Linked DNA regions of Mus musculus: region 1 is linked to region 2. The links are chromatin loops, found by intact Hi-C in ENCODE. Cell type or tissue: left cerebral cortex. All regions are shown on one strand. Each heading gives the region's core, and the rest is flanking DNA. Links, peaks and the distances in the headings are about the cores only.

Evidence for each region. A loop is a pair of places that touch in the nucleus more often than their neighbours do. Peaks named below come from ENCODE experiments on the same cell type or tissue, not always from the same donor. Only the 100,000 strongest peaks of a DNase experiment are listed, where the experiment ranks them.
Region 1: it touches region 2 in a loop (9-fold over the local background); 5 of 42 quality-filtered maps call a loop at or near these places.

What each region holds. Positions count from the first base shown.
Region 1 is chr11:49,040,378-49,048,902 of GRCm38, forward strand. The region is part of intron 2 of 9930111J21Rik2 (RIKEN cDNA 9930111J21 gene 2); the gene reads right to left. Among named protein-coding and RNA genes, the nearest start is that of 9930111J21Rik2, 6.6 kb to the right of the region's middle. In left cerebral cortex, for the core only: no CTCF peak of the experiment used is centred there; no DNase peak of the experiment used is centred there.
Region 2 is chr11:48,894,385-48,902,909 of GRCm38, forward strand. Gm5431 (predicted gene 5431) reads right to left here and starts at 7,768. Exons shown (of 5, transcript NM_001024230.2): 1 at 7,738-7,768; 2 at 7,477-7,626; 3 at 5,915-6,006; 4 at 1-354. The coding sequence starts at 328. In left cerebral cortex, for the core only: no CTCF peak of the experiment used is centred there; a DNase peak (open chromatin) is centred at 4,549.

The DNA.
Region 1 (8,525 bases), core at 518-8,517, 150 kb after region 2:
TCAACAAAAATCATAGAAAAAAACTTCCCTAACCTAAAGAAAGAGATGCGCATGAACATTCAAGAAGCATACAGAACTCCAAATAGATTGGACCAGAAAAGTAATTCCTCTCATTACATAATAATTTAAAAACCAAACGCATTAAGTGAAGAATATTACAAGCAGTAAGGGAAAAAAATCAAGAAACATCTAAAGGTAGACCTATCAGAATTACATCAGACTTCTCACCAGAGACTATGAAAGCTAGAAGATCCTGGGCAGATGTCATATAGACCCTAAGAGAATACAAATGCCCACCCAGGCTACTATGCGAGCAAAACTCTTAATTACCATAGAAGAAGAAACCAAGATATTCCATGACACAACCAAGTTTGCACCATACCTTTCCAAAAATCCAGTCCCTCTAAGGATAATAAATGGAAAACGCCATCACAAGGAGGAAAACTACACCCTAGAAAAAGCAAGAAAGCAATCTTCTCTTAACATACCAAAAGGAAGATACTCACATAAACACAATTCCACCTCTAGGAATAAAAATAACAGGAAGCAACAATTTCTTTTCCTTAATATCTCTTAATATCAATGCACTTAATTCACCAATAAAAAGATAGAGACTAACAGACTGGATATGTAAACAGGACCCACCATTTTGCTGCATACAGCAAACCCACCTCAGTGACAAAGACAGACACTGCCTCAGAATACGAGGCTGAAAAATTTTTTTTCCAAGCAAATCATCCCAAGAAACATGCTGGAATAGCCATTCTAATATCAACAGCAACTTTCAAGCAAAAATTATCAAAAAGATAAGGAAGGACACTTCATACTCATCAAAGGAAAATCTACCAAGAAGAACTCTCAATTCTGAATGTCTATGCTGCAAATGGAAGGGCACCCACATTCATAAAAGAAACTCTACTGATGCTCAAAGCACACATTGCACCTCACCTAATAAAAGTGGGAGACTTCAACATCCCACTCTCATCAATGGACAGATCATGGAAACAGAAACTAAACAGAGCCACAGTGAAACTAACAGAAGTTATGAACCAAATGGATTCAACAGATATCTATAGAACATTTTATCCTACAACAAAAGGATATACCTTCTTCTCAGTACCTCATGGTACCTTCTCCAAAACTGACCATTTAATTGATCACAAAACAGGCCTCAACACATAAAGTTTGAAATCATCTCATGCATCGTATCAGATCACCATGGACTAAGACTTGTCTTCAATAGCAATAAAAACAATAGAAAGCCCACATACACCTGGAAGCTGAAGAATGCCCTACTCGGTGATAACTTGGTCAAGGAAGAAATAAAGTGAGAAATTATAGACATTTTAGAATTCAATGAAAATGAAGCCACAACACACACAAACTTATGGGATACAATGAAAGCAGTCCTAAGAGGAACACTCATAGCTCTGAGTCCCTCCAAAAAGAAACTGGAGAGAGCATACACTAGCAGCTTGACAGCACCTCTGAAAGCTCTGGAACAAAAAGAAGCAAGTACACCCAAGAGGAGCAGAAGGCAGGAAATAATCAAACTCAGGGCTGAAATCAACCAAGTAGAAAGAAAAAGAACTATACAAAGAATCAACAAAACCAGGAGCTGTTATTATTATTATTTTTTGATAAAATCAACAAGATAGATAAACACTTAGCCAGACTAACCAGAGGGCACAGACACAGCATCGAAATTAACAAAATCAGAAATGAAAAGGGAGACATAACAACAGGAACCAAGGAAATTAAAAGACTTCAGGTCCTACTACAAAACCCTGCACTCAACAAAACTGGAAATTCTTGATGAAATGGACGATTTTTTAGACAGATACCAAGTACCAAAGTTAAATAATGATCACATAAATGATCTTAACAGTCCCCTAACCCATAAAGAAATAGAAGCAGTCATTAATAGTCTCCCAACCAAAAAAAAGCCCAGGACCAGATAAGTTTATTACAGAGTTCTATCAGACATTCAAAGAAGACCTAATACCAATATCTTTAATCTATTCCACAACATAGAAACAGAAGGAACACTACCCAATTCATTCTACAATGCCACAGTACTCTGATACCTAAAGCACACAAAGACCAAACAAGGAAAGAGAACTTCAGACCAATTTCCCTTATCAATATTGATGCAAAAATACTCAATAATATTCTTGCAAAATGAATCCAAGAACACATCAAAACAGTCAGCCATCATGATCAAGTAGGCTTCATCCCAGAGATTCAGGGTTGGTTCAACATACGGAAATCCATCAATATAATGCACTATATAAACAAACTGAAAGAAAAAAAATGGTCACATGACCATTTCATTAGGTGCTGAGAAAGCATTTAACAAAATCCAACACCCTTCCATGACAAAATTCTTGGAATGATAAGGAATTCAAGGCCCATACTTAAACATAGTAACAGCAACATACAGCAAACCATTAGCCAACATCAAACTAAATGGAGAGAAACTGGAAGCAATCCCACTAAAATTAGGGACTAGACAAGGCTGCCCACTCTCTCCCTAGGTATTTAATATCATACTCAAAGTCCTAGCCAGAACATTTAAACAGCAAATGGAGGTCAAAAGAATACAGATTGAAAAGGAAGAAGTTAAAATATTACTCTTTGAAGATAACATGATAGGATACTTAAGTGACCCCAGAAATTACACCAGAGCACTCCTACAGCTGATAAACAACTTTAGCAAAGTGGCTAGATATAAAATTAACTCAAACAAATCAGTAGCTTTCCTGTACTCAAAGGATAAACATGCTGACAAAGAAATTAGGGAAACAATTTTATTTTTATTTTATTTTATTTTTGGTTTTTCGAGACAGGTTTTCTCTGTATAGCCCTGGCTGTCCTGGAACTCACTTTGTAAACCAGGCTGGCTTGATACTCAGAAATCTGCCTGCCTCTGCCTCCAGAGTGCTGCTATTAAAGGCATGTACCACCATGCCCGCTGCGAAACAAAATTCTTAATAATAGTCACAAATAATATAAAATACCTTGTCTAACTCTGACTATGGAAGTGAAAATCTGTATGACAAGAACTTCAAGTCTCTGAAGAGATAAACTGAATAAGATCTCAGAAAATGGAAAGATCTTCCATGCTCATGGATTGGCAAGATGAATATAGTAAAAATGGCTACTTTGCCTAAAGCAATCTACAGATTCATTGCAATCCCCATCAAAACCCCAACTTAATTCATCACAGAGTTAGAAAGAGCAATTCTCAAATTGTTGTGGAATAACAAAAAACCCAGAAAAGTAAAAACTATTCTCAACAATAAAAGTACTTCTGTGGGAATCACCATCCCTGACCTCAAGCTGTACTACAGAGCAATTGTGATAATAACTGCATGGGATTGGTTCAGAGACAGGCAGGTAGATCAATGGAATAAAATTGAAGACCTAGGAATGAACCCACACATATGGTCACTTGATCTTCGACAAGGGAGCTAAAACCATCCAGTGGAAAAAAGACAGCATTTTCTTTCTTTCCTATTTTTTTTTTCCCCCTGAGACAGGGTTTCTCTGTATAGCCCTGGCTGTCCTGGAACTCACTCTGTAGACCAGGCTGACCTCAAACTCAGAAATCTGCCTGCCTCTGTCTCCCAAGTGCTGGGATTAAAGGTGTGCGCCACCAAGCCCAAAAGACAGCATTTTCAACAAATGGTGCTGGCACAACTGGCAGTTATCATGTAGAAGAATGCGAATTGATCCATTCTTATCTCCTTGTACAAAGCTCAAGTCTAAGTGGATCAAAGAACTCCACATAAAACCAGAGACACTGAAATTTATAGAGGAGAAAGTGGGGAAAAACCTCGAAGATATGGGCACAGGGGGAAAATTCCTAAACAGAACAGCAATGGCTTGTGCTATAAGATCAAGAATTGACAAATGGGACCTCACAAAATTGCAAAGCTTCTGTAAGGCCAAAGACACTGTCAATAAGACAAAAAGGCGACCAACAGTTTGGGAGAGGATTTTTACCAAGCCTAAATCTGATAGGGGACTAATATCCAATATATACAAAGAGCTCAAAGAGCTGGACTCCAGAAATTCAAATAACCCCATTAAAATGGGGTACAGAGCTAAACAAATAATTCTCAGCTGAGGAATATCGAATGGCTGAGAAGCACCTGAAAAAATGTTCAACATCCTTAATCATCAGGGAAATCCAAATTAAAACAACCTTGAGATTCCACCTCACACCAGTCAGAATGGCTAAGATCAAAAATTTAGGTAACAGCAGATGCTGGCGAGGACGTGGAGAAAGAGGAAAACACTCCTCCATTGCTGGTGGGATTGCAAGCTTGTACAACCCACTCTGGAAGTCAGTCTGGCAGTTCCTCAGAAAATTGGATATAGTACTACTGGAAGATCCAGCAATACCTCTCCTGGGCATATACCCAGAAGATGTTCTAACTGGTAATAAGGACACATGCTCCACTATGTTCATAGCAGCCTTACTTATAATAGCCAGAAGCTGGAAAGGACCCAGATGTCCCTCAACAGAGGAATGGATACAGAAAATGTGGTACATTTACACAATGGAATACTACTCAGCTATTAAAAACAATGAATTTATGAAATTCTTGGGCAAATGGATGTATCTGGAGGATATCATCCTGAGTGAGGTAACCCAATCACAAAAGAAGTCACTTAATATGCACTCACTGATAAGTGGATATTAGCCCCAAAACTTAGAATACCCAAGATACAATTAGCAAAACACAAGAAAATCAAGAAGAAAGAAGACCAATGTGTGGATACTTCATTCCTCCTTAGAATAGGGAACAAAATTCCCATGGAAGGAGTTACAGAGACAAAGTTTGGAGCTAAGATGAAAGGATGGACCATCCAGAGACTACCCTACCCAGGGATCCATCATATAATCAGTCACCAAACCCAGACACTATTCCATATGCCAGCAAGATTTTGCTGCAAGGACCTTGATAACAACTGTCTCATGTGAGGCTATGCCAGTGCATGGCAAATACAGAAGTAAATGCTCACAGTCATCTATTTCATGGAACACAGGGCCCCCAATGGAGGAGCTAGAGAAAGTTCCCAAGGAGCTGAAGGGGTCTGCAACCCTATAGGTGGAACAACATTATGAAATAACTATTACTTCCAGAGCTCGTGTCTCCAGTTGCATATGTAGCAGAAGATGGCCTAGTCGACCATCATTGGAAAGATAGGCCCCCTGGTTTTGCAAACTTTATCTGCTCAAGTACATTGGAATGCTAGGGCCAAGAAGTGGGAGTGTGTTGGGTAGGGGAGCAGGGTCGGGGGAGGGTATAGGGGACTTTTGGGATAGCATTTAAAATGTAAATGAAGATAATATCTAATAAAAAATTGAAAAAAAAAGAATTGAAGACGCAGAAATGAAACCACACACGTATGGTCACTTGATGTTTGACAAGGGAGCTAAAACCATCCAGTGGAAAAAAGACAGCATTTTCAACAAAAGGTGCTGGCACAACTGGCGGCGTTTATGTAGAAGAATTTGAATTGATTCATTCTTTTCTCCTTGTACAAAGGTCAAGTCTAAGCAGATCAAAGAACTCCATATAAAACCAGAGACACTGAAACTAATAGAGGAGAAAGTGGGGAAAAGCCTCGAAGATATGTGCACAGGGGAAAAATTCCTGAACAGAACAGCAATGGATTGTGCTCTAAGATCAAGAATTAACCAATGGGACCTCATAAAATTGCAAATCTTCTGTAAGGTAAAGGACACTGTCAATAGGACAAAACAGAAAGCAACAGTTGGAAAAAGATCTTTACCAACCTTACATTTGATAAAGAGCTAATATCCAATATATACAAAGAACTCAAGCATTTAGACTCCAGAGAACCAAAAACACAATCAAACAGTGAGGTGTAGAGCTAAACAAAGAATGAGGAATACCAAAGGCCTGAGAAGCACCTAAAAAAAAGTTCAAGATCCTCTTACACCAGTCAGAATGACTAAGATTGAAAACTCAGGTGACAGCAGATGCTGGCAAAGATATGGAGAAACAGGAACACTCCTCCATTGCTGGTGCGATTGCAAGCTGGTACAACCAGTCTGGAAATCATTCTGGCAGTTCCTCAAAAAACTGGACACAGTACTACCTGAGAACCCAGCTGTACCACTCCTGGGCATATACTCAGAAGATGCTCCAACATGTAATAAGGACACATCTTCCACTATGTTCATAGCAGTCCTATTTATAATAGCCAGAAGCTAGAAAGAACCCAGATGGGTTTCAACAGAGGAATGCATAGAGAAAATGTAGTATGTTTACACAATGGTGCGGTACAAAGCTATTAAAACAGTGATTCATGAAATTCTTAGACAAATGGGTGGAACTAGGAAATACCATCCTGAATGAGGTAACCAAATCACAAAATAACACACATGGTATGCACTCACTGATAAGTGGATATTAGTCCAAAAGTTCAGAATACCCAAGATTCAATTCACAGACCATATCAAGCTCAAGAAGAAGTAAGACCAAAGATTGGATACTTTGGTCCTTATGAGAAGGGGGAAGAAAATATTCATGGGAGGAGATACAGAGACAAAGTGTGGAACAGAGACAGAAAGAAAGGCCATCCAGAGACTGCCCCACCTGGGGATCCATTCTATATACAGTCACCAAACTCAGACACTATTGTGGATTTTCAGTGCTTGTTGACAGGAGCCTGATATAGCTGTCTCCTGAGAGACTCTGCCAGTGCCTGACAACTACATAGGTGGATGCTCTCAGCCAACCATTAGACTGAGCTCAAGGTTCCCAAAGAGGAGCTAGAGAAAGGACTGAAGGAGCTAAAGGGGTTTGTAGCCCCATAGGACGAACAACAATATGAACCAACCAGAACCCCCAAAGCTTCCAAGGACTAAATCACCAACCAAAGAGTACACACGGAGAGACACATGGCTCCAGCTGCATATATAGCAGAGGATGACCTTGTTGGACATCAGTGGGAGGAGAGGCCCTTGGTTCAGAGAAGGCTGGATGCCCCATTATAGGGGAATGCCAGGACCGGGAAGCTGGAGTGTATGGGTTGGTGAGCAGGGGGTGAGGGGATGGGATATAGCGTTTTCAGTGGGGAAACCAGGAAAAGGGATAACATTTGAAATGTAAATAAAGAAACTATCTAATAAAAAATCACAGCTAGAAAAGTAGAGAAACAAAAAATATGGCTGGCTTAAGAAAATTAATCTACAGTTTCAATGCATTTTCTATCAACATTCTAATGTCACCATTCACAGAATTAGAAAAAAAATTAAATTTAGTTGAAAGTATGAAAGATCCCAGACAACACAAGCCTGAGGCAGGGAAAATACTCATGACATCACTGTCCTTGGTTTCAAGCTCTGCCTCAGAACCACATTAAGAAAAGCACATGGTATGGTCTGGATACCAGACATGATAAAAGCATGAGAGCTCAGATAATACAGACATAAACCCATAGGGCTACAAGCACCTGACCATTGTTTGTTTGTTTCTTCCCTTCTCCATGTCTCCTTTTTTTTTTTTTTCTTTCAAAGGATCTTATTGGATAAAGGACTTTCCTTTAAAACATGGTGCTCAAAACTCTGGAAAGAAACACACTTAAGAAGTAGGGATAGAGAAGATGCCCCAACTGGTAAGAAGGACACATGCTCCACTATGTTCATAGCAGCCTTATTTATAATAGCCAGAAGCTGGAAAGAACCCAGATGCCTCTCAACAGAGGAATGGATACAGAAAATGTGGTACATCTACACAATGGAGTACTACTCAGCTATTAAAAAGAATGAATTTATGAAATTCTTAGGCAAATGGATGGACCTGGAGGGCATCATCCTGAGTGAGGTAACACATTCACAAAGGAACTCACACAATATGTACTCACTGATAAGTGGATATTAGCCCCAAACCTAGGATACCCAAGATATAAGATACAATTTGCTAACACACATGAAACTCAAGAAGAATGAAGACTGAAGTGTGGACACTATGCCCCTCCTTAGAATTGGGAACAAAACACCCTTGGAAGGAGTTACAGTGACAAAGTTTGGAGCTGAGATGAAAGGATGGACCATGTAGAGACTGCCATATCCAGGGATCCACCCCATAATCAGCATCCAAACGCTGACACCATTGCATATACTAGCAAGATTTTATCGAAAGGACCCAGATGTAGCTGTCTCTTGTGAGACTATGCCGGGGCCTAGCAAACACAGAAGTGGATGCTCACAGCCAGCTAATGGATGGATCACAGGGCTCCCAATGGAGGAGCTAGAGAAATTACCCAAGGAGCTAAAGGGATCTGCAACCCTATAGGTGGAACAACATTATGAACTAACCAGTACCCCGGAGCTCTTGACTCTAGCTGCATATGTATCAAAAGATGGCCTAGTCGGCCATCACTGCAAAGAGAGGCCCATGGGACACACAAACTTTATATGCCCCAGTACAGGGGAACGCCAGGGCCAAATAGGGGGAGTGAGTGGGTAGGGGAGTGGGGGT
Region 2 (8,525 bases), core at 14-8,013:
CAACCGTGTCAATGAAATAATTTTGCAAGTGGAAAACCTTTGAAAAGTAAGGATTTCCAATGTACTTCAATAGTTTCTCTGTTAAGGATGTATCTGGCTCATCTGAGAGCAAATGTGGAGACTTAATGTTTGCCTTGAGCTCCTCCAGTGTCACGTTCAAATCCTCAGCGATGTTTTCCAGTGATGCCTCATCCAGGCCAAAGGAAGATCTATAGTCATTCAAAGTCTGTTGCAACATCTCCATGTCCTTTTGGGTCAGTCCCCGGGATGGTATGGTAGCCCATGCTCTTGGCATTATGGATTCCTTCCAGATCTTTTGTTTCAGCATATCCCTCTTCCGGTCTATGGTGGAATCTGTAACAATAGGCAACGTGAGCATGAACATGTGGTGTTTGTAGGCTGGGAGCTGGCTCAGAAGGGTGGATTCCAGATTTGGGAAGTCAAAGTCAGATACATCAAAGTTAGAAACTAAGAAGACTGGAGGTTCTTGGTGGGTAACCTCCTTAAGTATATTTGAAATAGAATTTCGAATCTGCTCTAAGATGTTCTCTTTATTGAATTTCCTAGGATCACTCAGTTTTACAACCATTAAATCAAGATCTGTGTGGGTTCGAACAAAATAGAAACTCCTATTCATTTGCACAATGGCTTTGGCAAGCTCTGCGTCATTATGTTTAAAGCGTCCGGAAGAGACAATAATGAAGAAGTCATACTCCTCAAACTCGATTTTCTTCAGATAATCATGTGGTTGGAAGGCAGTAGATCCAATGCCAGGCAGGTCCCACAGTGTCACACTGGGAAACTTTGTGTAAGTGTATGGTGTTCTCTCAGTGGTTGTATGTACCACCCCTGTGGAAGCAGCTGCACCTTCTTCATCATCCCCCACTCCCTGGAGAGCATTGATGAGACTGGACTTTCCAGCCCCAGTCTCCCCCATCACTGCAATGTTCAGTGGGGCTTTCTCTATGCCACCCAGAGCACTGCTGATTGCAGAAACTGTTTCCCGAAGGTTTCCATCCTCTAGGGATGATTCAATGAAGGCAATTAATTCCTGAGACAGGATTTTGGTTTTCATCTTGAAATTCTGAAGATTTGTGCCAAAGCTGGCGATGAAATCAGGATCGTCCTTTGGAGGGAGTGTAGAAGAGGAAGTCTGACCCATTCCTGGGAAATGTTGATGATACTAAAGGGAGGAAAGAACCAGGAAAGTCAACAAATTAATTTAGCAAAAACAACCATTGGAAGAGCAGGGCCCAGCATCTGCCTCTTCATTATAAACAGGGACTTTCTCCCCTTCAATCAAATGTGCAGGGCTGAACAGCACTTACTCCTGGCTTTAGGTTTAAATTTTGGTTTGACTCACACTCCTTTGACTATTTTCTTCTTTACATTGTTTTTCATTCTTCAAGACCAAAATCAAGCCTGTAATCGCAGCACTAAGGAGGCGGCTCTATGGATCAGAAGCTTGAGCTCAGCCTGGGGTTAAGATGCCCAGACTTCTGTCGAGAAAAGAAATTACCTAAGTTCATATAGTACTACCGGAAGATCCAGCAATACCTCTCCTGGCATGATGTTCCAACATGTAATAAGGACACATGCTCTACTATGTCCATAGCAGCCTTATTTATAATAGCCAGGAGTTGGAAAGAACCCAGATGTCCCTCAACAGAGGAATGGATACAGAAAATGTGGTACATTTACACAATGGAGTACTACACAGCTATTAAAAACAATGAATTCACGAAATTCTTAGGCAAGTGGATGGATCTGGAGGATATCATCCTGAGTGAAGTAACCCAATCACAAAAGAATACACATGATATGCACTCACTGATAAGTGGATATTAGCCTAGAAACTTAGAATACCCAAGATACAATTTGCAAAACACAAGAAAATCAAGAAGAGGGAAGACCAATGGGTGGATACTTCGTTCCTTCTTATAATGAGGAACAAAATACCCATGGAAGGAGTTACAGAGACAAAGTTTGGAGCTGAGATGGAAGGAAGAACCATTCACAGACTGCCCTACCCAAGGATCCATCCCATAAACAACCACCAAATGCAGACACTATTGCATATGCCAGCAAATTTTGCTGACAGGACCCTCATATAGCTCTTGTGAGACTATGCCAGTGCCTGGAAAATATAAAAGTGGATGCTCACAGTCATCTATTGGATGGAGCACAGGGCCCCCAATTAAGGAGCTAGAGAAAGTACCCAAGAAGCTAAAGGGGTTTGCAACCCTATAGGAGGAACAGCAATATGAACTAACCAGTATCCGCCAGAGTTTGTTTCTCTAGTTGCATATGTAGCAGAGGATAGCCTAGTTGGACATCAATGGGAGGAGTGGCCCTTGGTCTTGCTAAGATTATATGCCCCAGTACAGGGGAATGCCAGGGCCAGGAAGTGGGAGTGGGTGGGTTGGGGAGCAGGGTAGGGGGAGGGTTTAGGGGACTTTTGAAGAGGAAACTAGGAAAGGGATAGCATTTGAAATGCAAATGAAGAAAATATCTAATAAAAAAAAAGAAATTACCCAAATTCATAGTTTTGTCAGCCTTTACAGGTAAGGTCACATTATGACATGCACAGTAATGTTCAGGTTTTCAAATTTACTTCATAATTGACATGAATGGTAGCAAATTCAATGGGAGAGCTCAGCTCATGGTCAGAAGGCATCCTAAGGATGCAGGAGCCTCTTGAACTACCCTTCTTGGGTTTCTTATGACTTTGATATCTACAAAAGTTCTTTCACTATTTGGTGCTGAAAACCCTTTGCTTTGGCAATTAAAATCCTTGTGGTTGTGGAGGTCATAGGCTCTGCTGGGGAAGCTGCTACTGTTATTTTGTGAAATGTGCATGATATGTTCTTCAATTTGCCATTTAAATATTTATATTTGTATCTACTTATTGGTATGCTGTTAACTTTGGCCCTAGAAGCTGTTCTGTATAGTGAGTAAGAGTAACTTTAGATTAACTCAAAATGGTCAGAGAATTGAGCATAAGTGACTTTTGAATGCTCAGCCATAAATGTGATACCTAAAGTACAGCTTCCAATGCTTAGTGTGATGCAGAAGAGACAACAGAAATGATCTGAGAACTGGGAGAGGGGTGTAGTGTTTTGACAATGTAAAAATAGCTGAAACAATAAAATCCCAAATCATTCAGTCTATTCGTGGGCTAATGAGCTGTAGAGACAGTCACCAAGAGAATAAATGAAATGGCTAAAACATACTTGAATATTTACTTGATATCTTGAACTATCAGAGAAAGGCCAATTAAATCATAATGGTACCACCAAGAAACCACCACCACCAACAAATGTAGAAAAGAGGAACCATCTTCACTGTTAGAAGTTGGTGCATTTCTTTCAGAAATGGATTACTGTCCCAGGTACACTTCTCACTTCAACCTGAAGGACTGTTAGTCAACAGATCACACAGATGCAAGCTCATCCGTGGTTATAGCTGCTCTGTTGATGGTCTCTATGAAATTAATTCAGTGTAGATATTTATATACAGATGAATGGACAAAGACCTTATGGTACATATACACAATTAGGTTCTATGCAGTTGTGAAGAAAAATGAAACCCTGACATTTTCAGAAAAATAAATTAATGTAACTGGAATTTGTTCAGACAAAAGAATCCAGATATCAGAAAAAAGATGTAGCACATGTTGTCTTTAACAGGCTGAAGCTAACCATACAAAATGTATGTGTGTTTGCTCCAGGAACATGGCCTACAGAGGCAGAAGCATGCAGATGAGTTCAAGGTCAACCTGGTTTACAAAGTGAGTTCAAGAACATTCAGGCCTGTTATACAGAGAACCTTGTCTTGAAAAATCAAAAGAAAACACACACCCTCCAAAATCTTTTGATGTCATTTTCTCTAATGGTACAGCTGCTGGAAGACTTGGTAGTAGAAAAACTAACTTGTTATGGCCTGGGTACTTATTGCCTGGTTAGCCGTTCATTTTATGCTCTTATGAGCAATCTCTCTCTCTCTCTCTCTCTCTCTCAAGAAATAGGAGCTATTATTGGTAGGAATATAAATTAATACAGCTGTTATGATGAACTGTTTGGGGTCCCCTCCAAAAATCAAGAAATAGAATTAGGATAAGATCCACCAATGTTAACATACTCAAAAGAAAACAAGTCAGAAGGTGGTCAAAGTCTCTCAACTGTCCAGTTGTAGGTCTCTGTTAATTGCCATCTACTGCAAACAGAAACTTCTCTGATGACAGCTGAATGAGGCACTGATCTATGGGTATAATTGATCTCTGGGTATTTCAATGTCTTTAGGAGTCACTTTATCGCTATGTTCCTTTATCAAAATAATGTAGTAAGTTTTCCCTTAGGTCCACCTGTCTAGCTTCAGGGTTTTGGCCTTGTAGTGGTGTCAGACACTGCTTCTTTCTCATGGCATGGGCCTTAAATCCAATTTTAACATGTGATTGTTTACTCCTATAACTTCTGTGCCAGTATATCTTGCAGGCAGATTACTTTTGTAGGTTAGAGGCTTTTTAGCTGGATGCTCTTCTTTGGTAGCAATGAGCAAACTTTCTCATATGCTGTCATAACTGTTAAAGGAAACTGTCTCATGTGCTGTTACTGACTGGGAACGTTGCCATGACTGAGTTAACTGTTAAACCAAAGTCTGTTATGTTCTATGCTTTATTGTTCTTGGAAACCAATCATAACAGAGGTCAACTGGACCTGCTTTATATAGTTAGCCACAATATGCTTGGAGTTGAGACCTCCCTGGGAATTGACATCCTACTTTCTGCCATGTTCGTGGGTAACTGACACCCTGGTTGGCAAGTTGGGACATGAATGCTAGGCAAGTCAAGTCACCCTGCCACAGTTGAGTCACCCAACCAATGAGGACAAGAGAAGCATGCCAGGAAGTCTCTTATACCTAAATACAGATTAGTGGAATAATTTGGCACAAAGATTTGTGGTTTTCAGGGTTCAAAGCTCTGTATGAATCTGGCTCAGAGTTAATCAGCTCCCAAATCTGGTCTGTGGCACTGATTGGTCAGTCCTGGGGCAAATTCTCCATAAAATATCTGTGGCTGACTGAGACTGGTGTATGGTGTGGTTTGTAGGGCAACTTCTGGACCCCAACATAAGTAAGCATTGTAGATTTGTCTTTTAAGAAACCCCAGGTGATATCTCATCTTGGTGGTCAACTTGACTTCCTCTAGAATTAACTGAAACCCAAGTAGCTGGGCACACTTGTGAGACATTTTTCTACACTGGGTCATTTGAGGTTGGAAGATCTACCCTAAATCTGGGTTACATCTTCTGGTGGCAGCCCATGTAAAAGGATATGGAAGAAGGAGATTTTTCTTCTTTGCCTGCTTGATCTCATTTGCTCTGACAAGTTCGCCCATTTTGCTGCTGAGCCAATCCTTCACTGGTATTAGAGCCCACCTCTTAGGGTTGCCAGTGTACACTGAAGACCAGCTGTGATAGTCTGCCTCATGGATTGAGTTCTTGGCCTTTTCTTCAGGGAACATCTACTGTTAGAGTGGCCAGATCACAGGTTGTTAGTCACTGTGTTAAATCTCCTTTAATGCATGTAGATTCTTGCTACCAGTTCATGGAAATTAAAAGCTTCTGTCCAGTAAAGGAAACAGACAAGGAAAGAGACAGCTTGCCAGATGGGAGGGGATCCTTGTTAGCAATTCATTCAACAGAAGATTAATGTTCAAAATATGCAAAGAATTTAAAACAAAAACCCTGATCAATAAGAAAACAAACAGCCCAATCAAACCATGGGGCATGTAACTGAACAGAGTTCCAGAAGAAGAAATACAAATGGCCAATAAATGTAAATATTTCTTTAATGTGTTCAGTAGCCTCAGCCATTAAAGCATGCGTATTGTAGCCACTTTGGGATTTCATCTCACCTGAGTCAGAGAGGTTTGCATCAAGAGAGAAAATGGCAACAGATGCTGGTGTGGATGTAGCAGAAGGGGAGTCCTTATTTGCTGCTGTGGGGCTGTAAACAAGCACAGCCATTATGGGGTCAGTGACACCATTCCTGAGCATAGCCCAAAAGGACTTTATATCCTAGCACAAAGATATTGGAACATCATGTTCATTACTGCTCTAGTAATACCTGAGAAATACAATCAGCTTAGATGATAAGTGGATAATGAAAATGTGCCACAGAGACACAATGGAACTGGATTCATGCATAAATATAAATGCAAGTGTATAATTTTCAGACAAACTGGCAGAACTACTAAATGTTAAGTGAGTTCACCCAATGTCAGAAAGGCAAACCTGATGTTTTCACTCACATGTGGATTTCAGCTTCTCATTTTTAGGTATGTATATTTATGTTGTAGGAAGTGTTTGCAGAGGCCAGGAAACCGGAAGGAGGGCCATAAGAGGAATAAAAATAGCTTTGGGGGGGGGAGCTAGATAGTAGCATATATGGGATATACAAGTGGACTTCAGAATAATGGGAACTGAGAGCTTCAAACCCAGAGGACAGCCAGAGAGCTGTGGCACAGGACTGGCTGTGGTGTGGCCAACCAAAAACCGTTATGTAAAGCTAAAGACGATTCAGTGGGAATCCTAGCCCCAAGGGTGGGCTACTTCCCCATGATTTGCTGGTTATGAAGACTCCTCAACCCCCCTCCCCCAAACAGTTAAGGTATCATGAGTGCTGGTTACATTGAAAAGGGGAACTGAGAAGTTTGAAGAGAGAGGCTTCTCACAGTTCCCTTCTAGAAGAGGAAATAGCAGTGGGTGTTCTGGATAGGATTTTATCCTCATGGGGGTAAATAAAATAGCTCCAGTATAGCTGGGTGTGGTGGAGCATGCCTTTAATCTCAGCCCTAGGAAGCAGAGAGGCAGAGGTAGCTGGATCTCCTTGAGTTTGAGGCCAGCCTGGTCTACAGGTTCTAGGTCAGTCAGAGGCACACAGTGTGATCCAGTTTCACCCCAAACCAAAACCAAAACCAAAATAACAACAACAAAACTCCACAACAAGAACAAGAACAAGAACAAGAACAAGAACAAGAACAAGAACAAGAACAAGAACAAGAACAAGAACAAGAACAAGAACGAGAACGAGAACAAGAACAAGAACAACAAGAACAAGAACAACAAGAACAACAAGAACAACAACAACAACAACAAGTATCCTACACCAAAGAGGTTCCCGTATTGACTGTGAGGAATCTGGTCACACAAGCTGCCCTCTTTCTCCAAGCTCAAGCTGGCATCAGAAGAGCAACAGACCTAGGATGTGCTTGTGATAGGGAAGTTTGTTGCTGCCTTGCTGGTGGGTTGGGGCTGCTCTGTGGTGCAGAACACAGAGAAGAGCCTTTCTGTGAACAACCCCTGAGTGAAATAAGCCATGACCGAAGGTCCTCTGCACTGCTACCAGGAGACTATCTTTGATACCACAAGTAAGCACATGATTTCTGGCCAAGCTGTACTAGAACCCTTCAGGTACCTGTTCCTGAGCAGTGATGCCAGTGGTCTTCTTGTGATTTCACCTCCTTCTTCTCTGGGAGCAAGGTCACTGGGGTAGCTCTCTTTGGAATCCTCTAAGCTGGGATGTTCAGGAAACAGATGGGATGCAGAGTGTTGGTGTCTGGGTGCTCTGGAGAGAAGAATAGACGGGAAGCAAATTGGATGTTTTCATATTTCCTTCCAGATCTTAGTCCCCACAGACTTTGCTCTTTGTTCTGCAATTCCTAGATCTGAATCTTACCTTCCTTGTCCTTAAAGGGAGGGACTGCAGTGAGGTTAGGTTTTAGTTTCTATTCCCAGACCTCTGTGTCTTATTTACACAGTCAGCTGAAAAGGTTTCACATCCTTCGGCATAGAGGGAGGTGGAGCTCTGCTGAAGTGGACAACTCCAGGGCTTCCTGAGAGCTCTAGTCAGTACTTTGGTAGCCTAGTCCTGTCTCAGGGCTCACCCCCCTAACTGATCATTTTGCCTTCCTACATCTTTTCAGATCATGTCATCTATTACTGAGTAGTACTGACTTTTATACCCAATGTGTCCATGGTTCAGTGATTGCAGACCCTTGTAACCCTGCTCTGTGCGTATTCTGTTGATTTTCTTTCTTCTCTCTCTCTCTCTCTCTCTCTCTCTCTCTCTCTCTCTCTCTCTCTCTCTGTCTTTCTTTCTCTTTCTGTTGTGTTTGTGTGTAGGTGGACATCTGTGTGTAGATGCTGTCATCTCTCAGATATCATGCTCCTTATTTTTCAGACAGACACACTCACTGGCCTGGACTTCTCCAATTAGGGAAGGGTGGCTGACAAGCAAGCTTCAGGGTTCTGCCCCTCACCTTTCTCAGTGCTGGAATTAGAAACTCACTCCACTATGCCTGTCTTTTATGTGGATTCTGTTGTCCAATCCATAACTTTCTCTTTGACTCTGAGGACCAGTCCCACAATACACCCTCTTTCTCCAAGTTCAAGATGGCACAAAGAGATGTCATGAAAGAGATGGCATCAAAGAGATGTCTTTCTCTTTGAAAGACAGTTACATAC